Regions from separate parts of the Homo sapiens genome. Here region 2 is linked to region 1. A link is an interaction called in ENCODE POLR2A ChIA-PET data of the cell type or tissue named here. Cell type or tissue: MCF 10A. All regions are shown on one strand.

The links. ChIA-PET counts read pairs that join two places held together with the same protein. Peaks named below come from ENCODE experiments on the same cell type or tissue, not always from the same donor. Only the 100,000 strongest peaks of a DNase experiment are listed, where the experiment ranks them.
Region 2: POLR2A ChIA-PET joins it to region 1 with 5 read pairs; 3 of 35 experiments call an interaction of 5 or more read pairs at or near these places.

The regions. Positions count from the first base shown.
Region 1 is chr5:152,083,211-152,091,210 of GRCh38, forward strand. The region is part of intron 1 of LINC01933 (long intergenic non-protein coding RNA 1933); the gene reads left to right. Among named protein-coding and RNA genes, the nearest start is that of LINC01933, 130 kb to the left of the region's middle. In MCF 10A, no CTCF peak of the experiment used is centred here; no DNase peak of the experiment used is centred here.
Region 2 is chr5:151,893,018-151,901,017 of GRCh38, forward strand. The region is part of intron 1 of GLRA1 (glycine receptor alpha 1); the gene reads right to left. Among named protein-coding and RNA genes, the nearest start is that of GLRA1, 28 kb to the right of the region's middle. In MCF 10A, no CTCF peak of the experiment used is centred here; a DNase peak (open chromatin) is centred at 3,354.

The sequences.
Region 1 (8,000 bases):
GAGAAAAATAAATAATACTAGGGCTGGGTAATAACAATGAACAGATCATTTCCAGAGAGCTGGTTTGGTGGGAAGAAGGCACGGACTATTTGTTGTCCAAGGCAAAGCTGGTGGAGAAAGAAAGGAGGGAGGGTTAGTGACAGTTCCTCTGCTTTTCTCTATACTGTAGAGGGGACCCCGGTGGGGCCTCCAGCCAAGTTGGATGACAGCCAGTATGCCGAATGATGGATTTGCCAGATGAGCGAGTCATTAATTCCCTGAGGATATGTTATCTTGGCTTGCTCATGGCTTTATCTGTGAATGAATGAGCTTTGTCTGACCAGAACTTTGTTGTCTCTTAATTTTGTCACATATGGCCCATTCTTGCTGTTTATCTTCTGCCCCTTGTCTTCATCCTGCTTGTTCCCCTCTATCTCCTTCTCCTGCCTCTATCCTGGAGGTAAAATGGCAGTGGGCAGTTCTCCTAGAGTGAATTTGGGTATTTGTCTGACAGTTTTATATGAACAATCCTTTGCTGAATTGATTTTCACTGTACTAGCTTCTGTCTATCAGCTTTCGAGCCCAGACAGTTGGCTTTGATAGATACTTTGCCACTCCGTGATTTCTGCATTGACCTTTTGGTGCTTTCTTTTTTCCCTGCATATAAGGACAAAGGCCACAGCCATCCTCAGCAGGTCACGAACTTCAAGAAGGAAGAATTGTAATAGCAATTGTGAACTTCTTAGGCTTCCTCCAAAGGAAAGGGTGAGGTAAATGGAAGGCATTGTACAGTTATTATGTGATATCACATATATTAGTTTTTCTCTCCAAATCATTGCCTAGGGCTCTGTTTTGAAATTGGTTTTTACCCTCCTTGCTCTTATTGCAGCCTTCGATGTTCCCATTCCATATTTAACTTTTCTGCAATTCAGCACCTGCTCTGTTAGCACACTTCCCTTCCAGGCTTTTAGCGTGAAGCACCTGCATTTAGATCAGCCTAAGCTGTGTGGGATCAGGGTGTACTCACAGCCCAAACTTCTAGAACTTCCTCTCATTCCAAGGAGGGTGAGGGCCAAGGAACCTGGACCCCAGAAAGACTGCTTCTCCTGCCCTATTTAGTGTAGTGATTGAGAGTATGAATTCTGGTTTGAGCCATAGCTCTGCCACTTACCTGCTGTGTGACCTCAGGTAAGTACCTTAAACTCTCTGTACCTTAGTTCCCTTATCTGTAAAATGAAAGCCACAGTAGCACCCACCTCATAGGGCTGTGAGAAGAACTAAATGAGTTAATGCATGTAAAACACTTAGAGCAATGTCTGGCATATAATAAGTGCCCTGAAAGTATTAGTAATGTTGATTTTCTTAGCTATTAATTCTTATTTCCTTTTAAGCATATTGGGATGGCATCAGGAGGCCTGGATTCTGTTCCAGGCACAGCTGTCAAGTTTCCGCGCGACTCAGAGACGTCATTTCTCCAAAATTTGGCTTCCTCTTCAATTAAATGAGACTTACAGTCTCAGGCCTGCCCTGCTCATTGCCCAGAGTTGCTCTGAGGATAAAATGACACAGCAGACATAAACAGGCTTTGTAAATATGAAAGAGCTGCCTGCAGAAATGGTGGTGAGATGTTCCATGTTCTGTAGAGGGATGACCTTGTGAAGGTATTTCTTGGAAAAGGTGGCTTGGTCTCAGGGAACAAGAGTCCTCCTTGGAAACAGTGAGATCCTGATTATTCTCAGCCCTGATTGGCTTAGCATTGTTTTGAGATATCTTCTTTCTGGGGTCTCCTGGGAGAACAGTGGTGGTATTACCTCTTAGCATCAGCATTCTTAGTTGTAAACAACAGAAACCAGTGCTTGTTAATTTAAGCAGTAAAGTGGCAAAGGATTTAATTAGATGGAGTTGGGTAGCTCAGAGTGTCCTGGAGCACCAGAGAACCAGGAGGCTGTGGATCAGTGGCCAAAGTCACACAGCAGAACTGGTCCAGAATGGATGCCATGGTAGCACTGCTGGGCACAGGCTCTGCAGCTTATACTCACACAAGACAAGAGTGTTGTAGGGGGCACCCAGAACTGGAACTCATCATGGTCCAGGAATCTCTTAGCACAGCTACCCTCTGTGGGGAGGCTTTATTCTCTACCACCCCTGACTAGCTTTTCTTTTGGGTGGGAAACAGGGCCACATAGAGCGTTGCACCCATTTTTAAGTTCCACCACCAGAGGAAAGGATCATCTTCTTTTGGTTCTCATTCAAAGAAGGCAGCCCAGGAAAAGGATTGTCTCTGGTTGGCTGAGCTTTGGGCTATTGCCCATTCTTGGACCAATCAGTATAGAGCTTGGTGGTGAAATGTCAGGATTGGCCCAGCTTGCTGCCATGGGAAGTTTACAGCCCTGGGTGGAAGGATGCCATTGGAATGGTGCAAAGAGGAGGATAGATTTCTCAGAGGTGGGGATGGGAGATGGGAAGGGCTGATCTCGGTCATACTTTCACCATCAGGCACTACAGGGGGATTTGCAGTCTGCCCTTTTTTTTTTTGTTTACACTATGCTATGGCACTGACCAGGCCTTCATAATTCCATGTTAGCATCTCCCTGTCTATGCAGGGCTGTTTGATCACATCTCTCCTTGCACAAAAAACCTTCATTACTTTCAAACTAGAGTCCACGATCCTTATTATAAACACTGAAGATTTAATCCCATTCTTTTTTTTTTTTTCTTTTTTGAGATGGAGTCTCTCTCTGTCGCCCAGGTTGGAGTCCAGTGGCGTGATCTCGGCTCACTGCAAGCTCTGCCTCCCAGGTTCACACCATTCTCCTGCCTCAGCCTCCCGAGTAGCTGGGACTACAGGCACCCACCACCATGCCTGGCTAATTTTTTTGTATTTTTAGTGGAGACGGGGTTTCACCATGTTAGCCAGGATGGTCTCGATCTCCTGACCTCGTGATCTGCCCACCTCAGCCTCCCAAAGTGTTGGGATTACAGGCATGAGCCACTGCGCCCGGCCAACCCCATTCTTTTTTTAAAAATTTTTTTTATAATAATATATTTCAAACATAAAGAATAATAACATGAGTACATATGTACCCCCAATTGACCTTTAACAGATTTAACATTTTGCTATATTTGTTTAATGCTTTTTAAATAAACAGTAATGGATTACAAATAGATTCAAATCACTCTGGGGACCTCTTCTCAATTTCATTCCCTCCTTTTCTTCCTTGGAGTTCATCACCATCCTAAATGTAGGTTATCATTTTCATGTACGACTTTATGAATTTTTTGCATGTTCAAGTCTCTATTCAATGCATAGTATTGCTTTGCATATTTGTAAACTTTATAGAAATACTGCCCTACTATACATATCCTTTTGCAGTCTCCCTTTTGCATTGAACATTATTTTTGAGATTTATTCACACTGGTATGTGTAGATCTAGTATATATTCATTTTATCCGCCATATAGTGTTTTATTCATCTATCTCTGATTGATGGGTTTTTCTTTTTCTTTTTTTCTACCGTGAGCCCTGCAGCAGTGAGCATTCTTGTGCAAACCTTGGGGAGTATACGCAGGAGTGGAATCACATCAGGGAGAAGGACAGGCAAAACAAAGTCATAGCCCAACAACTTTCCCACCATGCAGAGCTAGCAGGTGATTAAACCCAGGAAATCCCTGGCAGGACTGATCAAACAGGGTTTAGCAGCTTGTGAAATGGGACTTTATTTCTTTAGCTAATCCCTTGTTGGGGAGGGGGAGGGAGATCTGAGATCTGACTTCAGCATGATCTGGAGGTAGGCGAGCCCAGACTACTTAAAATATTTGCTGATCACAGAGATGGGCCTTTTGAGTGACAAGAGAATGGCAGAGTGTACCTTTACTCCCCTTTCTTTGAGTCATGCCATAAACAGCATTTACTCTGCTTTGGAAAAATGCAGGGGTAAGAAAAAGCATAGAGTTTGGAGTCAGAGAGAGCCAAGTTTGTGTCTGTATGTCTGCCATTTACCAGTTGCATGACCATGTTAATTATTTACATTCTCTGAACCTCAATTTTCTTATCTGTGAAATGAGTCCCACTGATGTCCCGTGCTTTCAGCATCAGTAGTGCCACTGCCCTGAGTTGTCTGGATTGGGCTGTAGCCAGAAACCTCAAGTCCACCATGCCACGGTTCCTTGAGTCAAGTCCTGTTGGCTATAGACCTTCAGGTGAGCTCTGAATGTTGATGTTTCCTCCTCACCCAGGATTTACTGCATCTGCAAAGCACTCTGACTGCCTGCCAGGGCCTGAGCCTGTCTTGGAACTCTCTATGCATGACTGGATACCCAGCTAATTCTTACCAGGCCTCTTCTCTGTGGGACTTGACCCTAATTCTTATCTATTCCTTCCCTCTGGCCTTGCCATTGGATGTGGAATTTCCAAGAACTCATGTCATATTTGTATCATCATGACTCTCATATAGGCAGCTCCATATGTGGCACCCTTACTGTAAACCTGATGGTGAGCTCAGCCCTCTACATCTACATGTGTTTATATTGAAGTGTGTAGGAAGGGGTTGAGAGCACATTTCACTTTTTGGAGCCAGATACATTTGGTTTCAGAGTGTGAGCTTCCTTATCTTTTTTTTTTTTTTTTTTTTTTTAAGGTAATATGTTTCTGGATGACTAGATAAATTTTAAAAAAGATAATAAAACTTTTCTCCTGGGGTTATTATAAAGAGTAAAAATGTCATAAGAGTAATGCTTTTAGTATAGTGTCCAGCTCACACTCAGCACTCAATAAATTACAAGTCAACATGCTATAATAGGTTGAAGGCTACATGTAGAAGCGAGATAGCCAGAGTGATGAAAGGCATGGGCTCTGCAACCAGATGGGCTGAGTTTATATTCTGAACTCTCCACTTCTATGATACAGCCCTGGGCAGGTGATCGAACCTCTCTGTGCTTCAGCTCATTTATTCTCCAGAGGAGGATAATCATACAAACTCACAGGTCTTCAACTGTGAGAAACAAATGATGTTACCTATATAAAGCAGTGGGAACAGTGCCTGGCACACAGGAAACGTTCAATGCATGTCAATAAATTCATTACATTTATTATTTTATTTTACCATTATTTTAAATATATGTGTATATATAAATGTATAGGCATATATGCCATGAACTCAGGTTACAAGAACATAACTTTATTTTCCTAAAACTGAATCTACTTTCCTTCTTGAAGTCTATTCCATCAGAAGGCATAACATGGATTCTCATTACTGCCAGAGGAACTCAGTCATTTCAGTTATTTGGGACTTACAGGCTTAAACTCAGACAAATTCAGGATTTCCCTCTTTCCTTCCTTTCCCCTGGAGTTGATGTGGCAAGATGGCGGCATCCTCAGACAGGCATATTTGCCACGACCTGGGCTTTGTCGTCAGTACCCGTGGTGCTTGGCTGGTGGGACCATGCTGGGCTGTCACTTGGTCCTGTCTTTCACTGCATGTGGCTTTCTCATTTCTGCTGCCCTCAGAATGGCATAGAGGTTGATATGAGGGGTTTTCTGTCCTCCCAGAACTCCAGAGAAATTGGGAGACGAGAAGGGTGGTAAGGAAAGGGGCATAGGGCCCGTTATAAGTGTCTGAAGTCTTTCCTTTTCTTTCAACAGTTTTCTCCCCACCGAGCTGGGAGAACATTGTAACTTCGTGGTAGGGTGGAGGGGTGTGTGTGTTGATTTGCATTCTTCCTAGTCTTTCCTGTATTGTTCTTGAAACAAAGCTAAAAGTGAGGAAATTTTAGTGTCATTTTTTTCTGAGTTTGTTGTTATACTTCTCATTTTCAGGAGGCTTCAAATGTTTTGACCTAGACCTTGGACTTAGGGGATTGAAGGGGAAAAACACATCACAGTATTTTACTCACTGTTCCACCTGGAATACAGTTTCACAAGCTGGCTAACTAAGTACTGCCACTGTTTCCCCAATCATCCAGAAGAGGAAACAAACTCAGAAGTTGAGTAACTTGCTTACAGTCATCTAGGTAGAAAGGAGTGACTTAAAACCAGGTATGTGAGGCTCCAAACACATGCTTCACAACCTCTTTCTATGTAATGAGCCACCTGAGACAACAGCATCACTTCCCCACTGACTGTGGGCATTGCCAGCCTCCTAATTCTTCATCAGCCATAATGATGAAGGCCCTGCTAGGAGTCCCACTCCACTCCCTCATCAGGGATGGGCTGAGCCATCCCTGAAGCTGCACAATGTGCTGATCACTGAACATTGGACGGTCCAACTACCCTGTAGCAGAACAGCATTGATAATAATGTGTCTTCTCTCCTATTGTCTCATTCAGTCCCAGATTTCTCCATTTCCTGCTTGATGTGTGCATGCTAAGCACACGGAAACACATGATTTATGTATTAGGTTGATGCAAAAGTAATTGTGTTTTTTTCCCATTACTTTTAATAGCAAAAACTGCAATTACTTTTACACCAGCCTTAATAAATCTCTGTTAATAGTGAATAAATGTGTATCAAAGGGTTAAAGGCCTCTAAAGGGGCTGGCTCTTAGTCCTCTCGGTCTGTGGTGCAACAGGGCTCCTGGGCTCTGCTCATCCTAGCTGTCAGATTAATGGCAGGGACTTCTGCAGTGATCTCAGCCACACATGCTGCCTCTTCTATGTGACCCAGAACAGAGCTCAGAGTGAGGTCGTATTGATTTCATGAGAAGCTGGGCCTGCATCTTTTCTTTCACTCTAGGTTTGTTGGCTCCTGCCTGTAAGATGGCTGAAGGCTATCATTTTTGTGTGGAGGATTAATTAGAATAGATTTCTTTGACTTGGGATGCCAATAAAACCTGTGGTCTCCAGCTATTGATTTATGATGCTAAGCAGGAAGTGTTGGTCCCTGAACAGGCCCCAAGAAAGTAGTGGTATTGGGCATTTTGATGCTCGGGTGGTTAATTGTGGCAAACTGGAAAAGAATAAGAACACATAGGAGCTTTGGGGGGTACCGTGGTGGAAGGGAGATTGGTACAAGGGCCACCCTGATTCAGTGAATGAAAAGAGAATCTCATTTCCTGTGAATGATGTGGCTGAGAAATTGAAAGGGACATTTGTGAACTTTGGAGACTGAGATGATTGTGAGCAAATTAATAGCTAGATATCTGAGACGTTTGTTCTTATGCAGATAATTGAGTTCTGAAGAGAGAGAGGTCACTGGTCCTTCAACTTCTCCATCGTCTCAGAGTCCAAGTTATGATAAATTTCTAACTTTTATTCCCCAGATGACCTCTCAATTTAATTCAATTCAACAAGCATTTATTAGCACCTACTGTGGTGGTGGGAGGGAAGAGGGTATAAGAAAGCAAAAGTCAGCCCCAAGTGTGACAAACTCCTTAAGAGAATGGAACATGCCATTTTCAAACCGTGATTAGAATACAAAGTGGACTCTCGGAGGATGAGGGTGGCATAGGAGGAGAGATTTAGACTGAGAGTGAATGAGAACTTTTCATGATGGGTGGCATTTGAGCACAGTTTCAAGCACAGTGGCATGTGGCAAGGGGTTCCACATGAAGGAATCATCATCATGAAGAGGGTGGGCTTAGGACTTACTCAGGCTCTTTCCTTGGGTACTACTGTGACTGGAGCTTAGGTAAATGTAATAAAAATAGGTCAAAATATAGGTGTGGCCAAATCATGGAGAAACTGAAGAGCAGACTAGGGAGTTGGGGATTTGATTCTGTAAGTAGCGGGGAGCTATTGAAAGTCTTTGAGGAGGAGAGGGCCATGAATGATAAGACAGCCATCCAGGAAGCATGGTCCTGCATCCTGTGCCAATGAGATCAATGCAGCAAGGGAGGGGCAAAAGATGCCACTGAAGAAGTTACCACCACAGTCAGGGGAGAAAAAGATAGATATGTTAGGGGAGGCAGGTCAGGAAGGAGACCAATGATGTGGACTTTCAATCCTCAGTTTTGTCATCAGTAAAATGGGGGATCTATTATTGTTTCTAGGGTTTGAGAGTTGGTAGACTTAGGCGATGAAAGGAAA
Region 2 (8,000 bases), 190 kb before region 1:
CAAGAAACATATACTTCACAAAATCTCACTTGGGAAATTGAGGCCCAGTTAGCAGAAGGGACTGACATAGGACCCAGAGTAAATCAGTAGTGGCTTATTTCACTGTATCGAGAGTTAGGTGATTAGAAGTCAAACAGGGATGCATTACACTGTTTCTGTCACCCCTCTCCCACCCCACACCCATTCAACAAAGTGGCTTTAAGGCCCCATTCACACCACAGTATGAATTACTCATGTATTAAGAACATGACCCTCCCTCTGCCCAACTTTCTTTCTTTCTTTCTTTCTTTCTTTCTTTCTTTCTTTCTTTCTTTCTTTCTTTCTTTCTTTCTTTCTTTCTTTCATTTTAGTTCTGGGATACATGTGCAGAATGTGCAGGTTTGTTACATAGGTATACATGTGCCATGGTGGTTTGCTGCACCTATCAACTTGTCATCTAGGTTTTAAGCCCCTCTTGCATTAGATATTTGTCCTAATGCTCTCCCTCGCCTTGCCCCCCACTACCCGACAGGCCCTGTTGTGTGATGTTCCCCTCCCTGTGTCCACATGTTCTTATTGTTCAACTCCCACTTATGAGTGAGAACATGCAGTGTTTGGTTTTCTGTTCCTGTGTTACTTTGCTGAGAATGATGGCTTCCAGCTTCATCCATGTCCCTGCAAAGGACATGAACTCATTCTTTTTTATGGCTGCATAGTATTCCATGGTGTATATGTGCCACATTTTCTTTATCCAGTCTATCATTGATGGACATTTGTGTTGGTTCCAAGTCTTTGCTATTGTAAACAGTGCTGCAATAAACATACATGTGCATGTATCTTTATAGTAGAATGATTTATAATCCTTTGGGTATATATTCAGTAATGGGATTGCTGGGTCAAATGGTATTTCTGGTTCTAGATCTTTGAGGAATTGCCACACCAAACTCTTAAAGCATATAGATTTCAATAAGAGTCAATGTTAGAGGCTCAAAGGTTGAAGAACACTAATTTTGGGTTGCTTTGGGCAACTGAGCTTTCCTAGTACTGAAATTATATCCAGGAGATAGTTAGGAGCCATAAGCAGCACTGACATGTGCTTGTGGGGCTGGGATGTTGGAGGAAATGCATAGAGATATGAATGTATGTGTGTGTGCGTGTGTGTGTGTGTGTAAGGTGGAACCTTCTGTCACCTAGTCATGCAGCGCATAATGTTCCCCAAGGATTTGTACCCAACCTGTCTTGTTCTTCCTCTCAGCTTCTTTTCTGGTCTCATCAGTTGTAACTATTTAAGCAATCAGTTAATAATGGATGACTCTCAAATCTGTCACCACCCTGGCCTCTTCCTTAAAACCCCCTTCCTCATTTGCAAACATTTGTGGGATGCATTTATCTCAATGTTCTGCCAGTGTCTCAAATTCATCTCCCAAACTGAACACTACAGCTTCCTTCCTAGACTTGCTCCTCCAGATCAGTTTCCCCAGATGACGTCAATATACTTCCACTCTCTAGGATTAGACGCCTCAGAGCCATCTTGTCTTCTTGCTCCTCCACCCCACTACCCCCCATAAACTCACTCACCAGGTGCTGATGTAGTTATCTGTGTTTGTGTTTTAAGAGCAGGAATCATGGTGGTTTTATTTATTATTTGTTTGTTTGTTCTTTCATTCCCCACTGTGTCTACCATGGTGTCTCATACATAATTGGTGCTCAGTAATTGCACAGTGAATGAATGAATGAATAATGTGCTACTTTAATTAATCAAATATCCTGGCTAGTAAAAAGTGTTCATAAATATTTATACATGGATTAACAATTTAAAAATAATTAGACAATTATACACAGTAATGGAAAATACTGAAAGCCATCTGGTATTGCTTTGAAGATTCGGAGGGTATTCTAGGACTATTTAGACACTGTTGCTTAATAATCTGAAGATCCTTACTCATATCCTGGGGAACTAATTTTGATGGACAGGGTGAGGAACAAATGCACTTTAGTTTCTTTGTGTGTGTCTATGATGTAGGTGAGTTTGTGTGATGTGGGTGGGTTTCTAGGTATGATTGTATAGATGTGTTATGTATACAGATGGATGGATGTGTATGGATATATATGGGGATTAGAGTGTGCATGGAGGTGTTTGCAGATGCATAGTGAATTGGGTCACATAGGTTTGTATGTACAAAATGTGAATTTCTGTGTTCATGTGTATGTATTTCAAGTGTGGCATTTAATATGGGCATTTTGTGTGTGTATATGTGAGATGTGTGTGTATGTGAGCTGTATATATACATGGGGTATAGGGTGTGGATGTGTAAAATGCTTCTGTAGATGTATGTCTGTGATGTGTATATTGCATGTGTTTGTTTTTGAAATGTACTGTGAAATATAATATAGAATAGTGCAAAAGAGTGAAAAGAACAGATGATTTGGAATTCATCCTGTCTTAGTCATTTATTAGCTGTGTCACCTTGGGAAAGTTACTTAACTTGTCTGAGCTTTAGTTTTCTTACCTGTCAAATGAGGTAAGGAATAACTGAGGTAGCATAGTTAAAAATACCTAGGACTGTTCTTAGAACATAGCAAGCACTCAATACATTGTTTTTCTCTTGCAGCATGGTGTGTGTGTGTCTGTGTGTGTGTGTGTGTGTGTGTGTGTGTGTGTGTTTGAAGCAGTTCAGAGTGGGTCTGGGGCTGCTCCTTGTCTCACAATGCTTTCAGCTGCACCATGGAGCCCACATGGCTGGAAAACCCTCCCAGGTGCTTCCCATGGCCCACAGTTGGGGCCACTGTCCATTCAGCACTGGACTCATGGCTGCTGTGTGGCTCTGGTGTGGGCAGAGGGGACCACAGGCACGCAACTAGTGATTTATGACTTTTCTGCTGTTATAGTTCACTTCTAGAACCTCTCTAGGAGTGGCAGTTACGAAGCTTTCATAAGCTCCCGTACTCTCTCCAGCCCCTCCTCTCTGATAATAAGATTTGGGAACATAGTACTCCCTCCCAGCAGTTGCTGGAGCACAAGCGATCTCTTCGCCCTTAGGCCTCTCTCATAAGCCTGAATCCTATTGGGCAGTACAGTGGGAGAATGAATTCTCCCCACATCATCCCATACCATTTGGTATTAGCATAACATGCCATTTAATACCAGAACCCTCCCCAAAGCTGAAGAGTCTTCTGGTTATTCTAACTTGCATGTCTGCAGTAAGGTATTTGCAGTCTGGTCACCCAGCCACTGGCTCACTTAAAACCTTGGCACTGAGCCGAAGTGGAGGGAATGAAGACCCCAGGGGGTCAAGTAACTGGCTCCAAGTCACACAGCACTTTAAAGAGAGAAGGAATTAGAACTTACATTTTCAAGTGTTGACTCATCCAAATGCTACAACGTAAGGGAAAGTCTTTGTGAATTGTGAAGAGTATAAAATCATGATAGTTATGCTATTATTATGATTTATTTCTGAAGCTTGTTCTACCCTCTTCTATCCAAGCAAGTCAAAACATGTCTGAATTCTAGCAATCTGTATATACACTGCTCTGAATTTACCACACTTAAAAATGAAGAAGAAATAGTTGTGAACTACCCGGTAATCCTCTGTTTTGTCAAGTGATTCACTATGCATATTTTGAAAATCTCTAGTCCAGCCTCTCCCATATGTTATTTACCAGCTGTTTCCTGATATCACTTTCACAATTTTTGCCGTTTGTTCACCACCTCTATTAGTCACTTAATTATTTTCATTAAATTGTCTCACTTCTTTTAAACTTAAACTTATTTAAAAGGAAACTATATTTCACTACTCACAAATAGAAAACTAATATTACTTGCCATAATGGAAGAGAACCATAATAGCAAATACAATGACAACAAGACAAAAAGAGAAGAGTTTACAATTCTAGTGATCTGCTGCTTGCCAATGTTCTGAGCCCAAGGCCTGCTCTAAGTTACAAAGGAAGTGCAGCAAGTGTTGGACAGGCGTTAGAGGCATATTAACACCTAACGAGACTCCTGGAGTTAATAAGAAAGATTGGAAGAGAATTGGTTCAATAATGATTTATTGTTATTATGTCAGTCACTTAAAATCCTCCCCCTCCCTCACTGTGCTCTAGGCCAAAAGTTCCCAACTCTTTTCCAAATACAAAGGCTCCATATTAATGCCAAAGTAGCTATGCCTCCCTCCACTTGATAATCCTTGTACATTTCTGTCTATATTTAGACAGTACAATTTGCACAGGATTATTCAAAACTCCCCCTCTCCACCCTGGTGAATCTGATGTGCTGTGCATCTGTGTAGAGTAGATATGCATCGGGGAGCTCTTTTAGTACCACAATTCCCGGTTAACTTAAGCATTTGCTTATAGACCATGAGCTGCTGGACAGAGGAGCTGGGAATGAATCTGAGAAATGAAACACTCAATTGTTAAAATTTTCTGAACCTTATAACAGTATTTGGAAATGATGCAGTTTTTTTTTTTCAGAGATTACTAAAATACAATGGGTGAATCAGACTCAGTTTAGGCAGATTTGATTAATGGTAATTTTCAGAAAGAGAGTGAGGTCTTCTGAGACCAAGTTTTCTATTCCTTACTGAGAAGGCTTATTGCAATAGATGCACTGACTATACAAAGTATTAGACTATTATACACAGAAATGAAAAATACTGAAAGCAATCTGGCATTGCTTTGAAGATTCATAGGGTATTCTAGGACTATTTAGACACTCTTGCATAATAATCTGAAGATCCTTACATCCTGAAGAGCTAGTTTTGGTGGACAGGATGAGGAACAAATATATTTTAGTTTCTTTGTGAGTGTCTATGGATGTAGGTGAGTTTGTGTGATGTGAGTAGGTTTCTAGGTATGATGTATTATGTATGTTATGTATACAAATAGATGGATGTTTATGGATGTATGTGGGGATTAGAGCATGCACTAGACTGTCCACCACCTTTTGGTCAGGGGATTTGTCACACTAAGAGATTTTGGTACTTAAAGGACCTCAGATGTTACTTCTAATGACAGAGACCATGCAAAGCTCCAGGAGTAGAGTTCAACAGAGGGGTTGGAGGCAGGGTGATATAATGAAGTAGGGGCTGTGTGACCTTCAGTGAGTCACTTCCCTTGTTGGCTTTCAGTTTCCCCAGTTACACAATGAAATTAAGATGATCTCTAAGAGCCCTTCCAGCCCTCAGCCATCATTTTATGAGTCTATAATATTCCTTCTTTTTTTTTTTTCATACACTGGTCTCGGGATCCAGATTTGTCTGGACTTTTTTGGAGGAATGGGATTTTGTGTCTTGGTTCTTCCTCACCTAGTCTCAAGATTTTTTTCTCCAAGGGGCCAACCTGTTTCTCAAGGTTTACTTGGGAGAAAGGCCAGATCAATGTTCAGATTCTCATTCTCCAGTTGCAACATCAATTGAAATAGGGAATCAATATAAAGCTGTCAATCTGAATTACAGATGAGCTAGGGTTGCAGTAAGACTGGGGAGAAACAATTTCAACTACATTTTGCATGGCACCACACCCCCAAGAACCACTCTGGGTCAGCAGAGGGGATCCCTCCAGTCAATTCCCTCTCCAGTTTACCATGAGCAGAGAAGTCCAGGAGGTCAGGATGGAAAAGGGGGAGGAAAGACAAGGAGGGGGCAGAAGAGGGACTAAGAGGCTGAGAGTAACCAAAGGAAGGACCTATACAGCTGGAGGAGGAACTTGGAGGTGCAGATTGAAGACAGGGAGGTGGGAGGTGAAAGAGGAAGAGGACACTGTAAAAACGAAGGAGTTTGAGGCACAGTCAGCACTATAATTGAGGAATTCAGCGAGTACAGTGGACAGGTACCCAACTACACTTGGTGAGAGGATGAGAAGTCTCCAAGAGGCTTTGTGGAGAAAATGACTTTTTAAATAAAACTTGAAGGTTAGATATGGAGTTGGCCTGGAAAAATATAGGAGGAAGAGTGTTTGAGGTAGAAGGAACAGCATGTGTAGTTTAGAAGTGATAGACAACTTGGAGAACCAAAAGAAGAGTTTAGTGTGTGTATGAAGGAGGGAGGGAGAGAAGAGAATGGGAAATGATGAGAAATGAGGATGAAATACTTGTGGGTAGGCTCTGTCTTGTTCAGTGCCTGGCATGTAGTAGTAATTAAAAATTCGATTTGACTGGCCTTTGCCCTCTAATTATTTACTGTCCAGTAGATAGAATAGTTTAGGTACTTAAGAAATTATAAGAGGCTGCCACTCTGCTTAGGTGGCAAAATTGGACTGCTATGGTGGCTCAGTGGTGGAAGGCAGTATTTGAGGGGAAGGCGGGGATTAATCAGAAATTGTCTGAGTTTTATTAATTGTAGCCTCTGTGTGCTTTTAGAAAGACCCAATATTTGCCATTTTCAAATTGTGTATTCAGGGGAGAAAGCTTTCTCCTGCCCCATTGCCTGTGGGCTGGTCTTTTTCTAAATGAAAAAGAAATGGTGGATGGTGAGGAGTGGTGGGTGTCCTGGGCTTCTGGGAAGAGGTGGGGCTGAGCTGGGCTGGCACTCTTGGCTTTCTAGGCTGAGCCAGTTTCCCATCCCCGGCTCTGACCCCAAGGGACTTGGGGATTGTTGTGCAGCCTGGGCCCTGCTGGTCACCCTCAGCTTTGTCTGAGTTGGATCATCAGGTCAGCATCTGGCTTCCCGCAGCCAGCTGTGCAATTCTGATTTTATTTGATTGCAGTAAGGGGCTTAGGCTGGCCAGGGAGTGCTTGACATTTTATTACTGTCACTGTCACTTCATGATCTGCTAAGCACCCCTGGGAACAGAATGTCACAGTTGGCATGCCCTGAGCCCAATTCACCTCAGGGTCTTATGGAACAAGACACCCCTCCCCCTTCCTGTCCTACCTCCCACAGTTATGACTGCTTCCTATAGGGAACGCTTATCTGAATAAGAAGCACATGTATTTGAACATGATTTTCTTCTTGTAGCAAGGTAAAATCCTGGATTCTTGGAGCTGGACTAAACCTTAAAATCTCATCTGGTTCTGCCTCTGACCCTAAGGAAGTCTGGTCCTCTAGGGATCCCATATACTCTGTAGCATCAGTTTCCATGTTTTCCTCTGGATAGCCTTCCATCCACTAACTCTCCTGCCTTATCGTATGTATCCCCACAAAGTAGGGCCACCTAGAGAAAGAAGAATGAGGTACCTAGTAAAATTTAAGGAGGCACTCAATCCCAGGGTTGCATAAATGCCAACCCTGCACTTGCAGGGACCAGAGAGTGAGCACCTCATTAAATTTTGTGCCTCACCTGCTTCACTCTAGTCCTGGCCCTGCTACAACATCCTAAATCCCGGAGCTTGGTCTACAGGGTGGGATTTCCTGTAGATGATCAAATCTATTTGCCCGATGAGGGGGTCTTTACCTCTTACAGCATCCTGCTTTATTTTTAAAAAGCTTTTTTGTTTTTCTTGTTTGGTGGCAAGAAATGACATTAATTGAGCACCTGCTGTTCCTAATGTGGACTCTGAATTGCACATTACATATTTTATCTCATTTTATCCCCCAAATAGCCTGAGAGGTAGGGATGCCTGTCTCCATTTTACAGGTGAGAAAACTGAGGCTTAATCAATTTTGTGGCTTGTGACTTGATCTGTCCAATTCTGGCATTCCACACTGTATTTGCTTACATTATATTGACGTTTTCTTTTTCTCATCTTCCTTCTCCTTACTCCAGGTGCATGTGTGAAGGCTGAAGTCATGACAGTCCTGGTCTTTTCTGTTTCAAGCCAAACTTTCAGCTCTGTAACCTTCCTTTTTCTCAGAATTGGGGCCATCAAGGTGTTATATAGACAAAACCCTGAAAACATGATTTTCACAAACGTCTTTTCAGCCTCTTAATAAACATGGTTTTCATGAAGTACAGAGCCTGGCACATAGTCAGAGCTCAGTAAATATTTGTTAAATGGATGATATATACCCGAAATTCCAGAGGAAGCTTAATTTAGCTGTGCAGCATTATTTGGCATCAGTGATATGATTTGACTGGAGTCC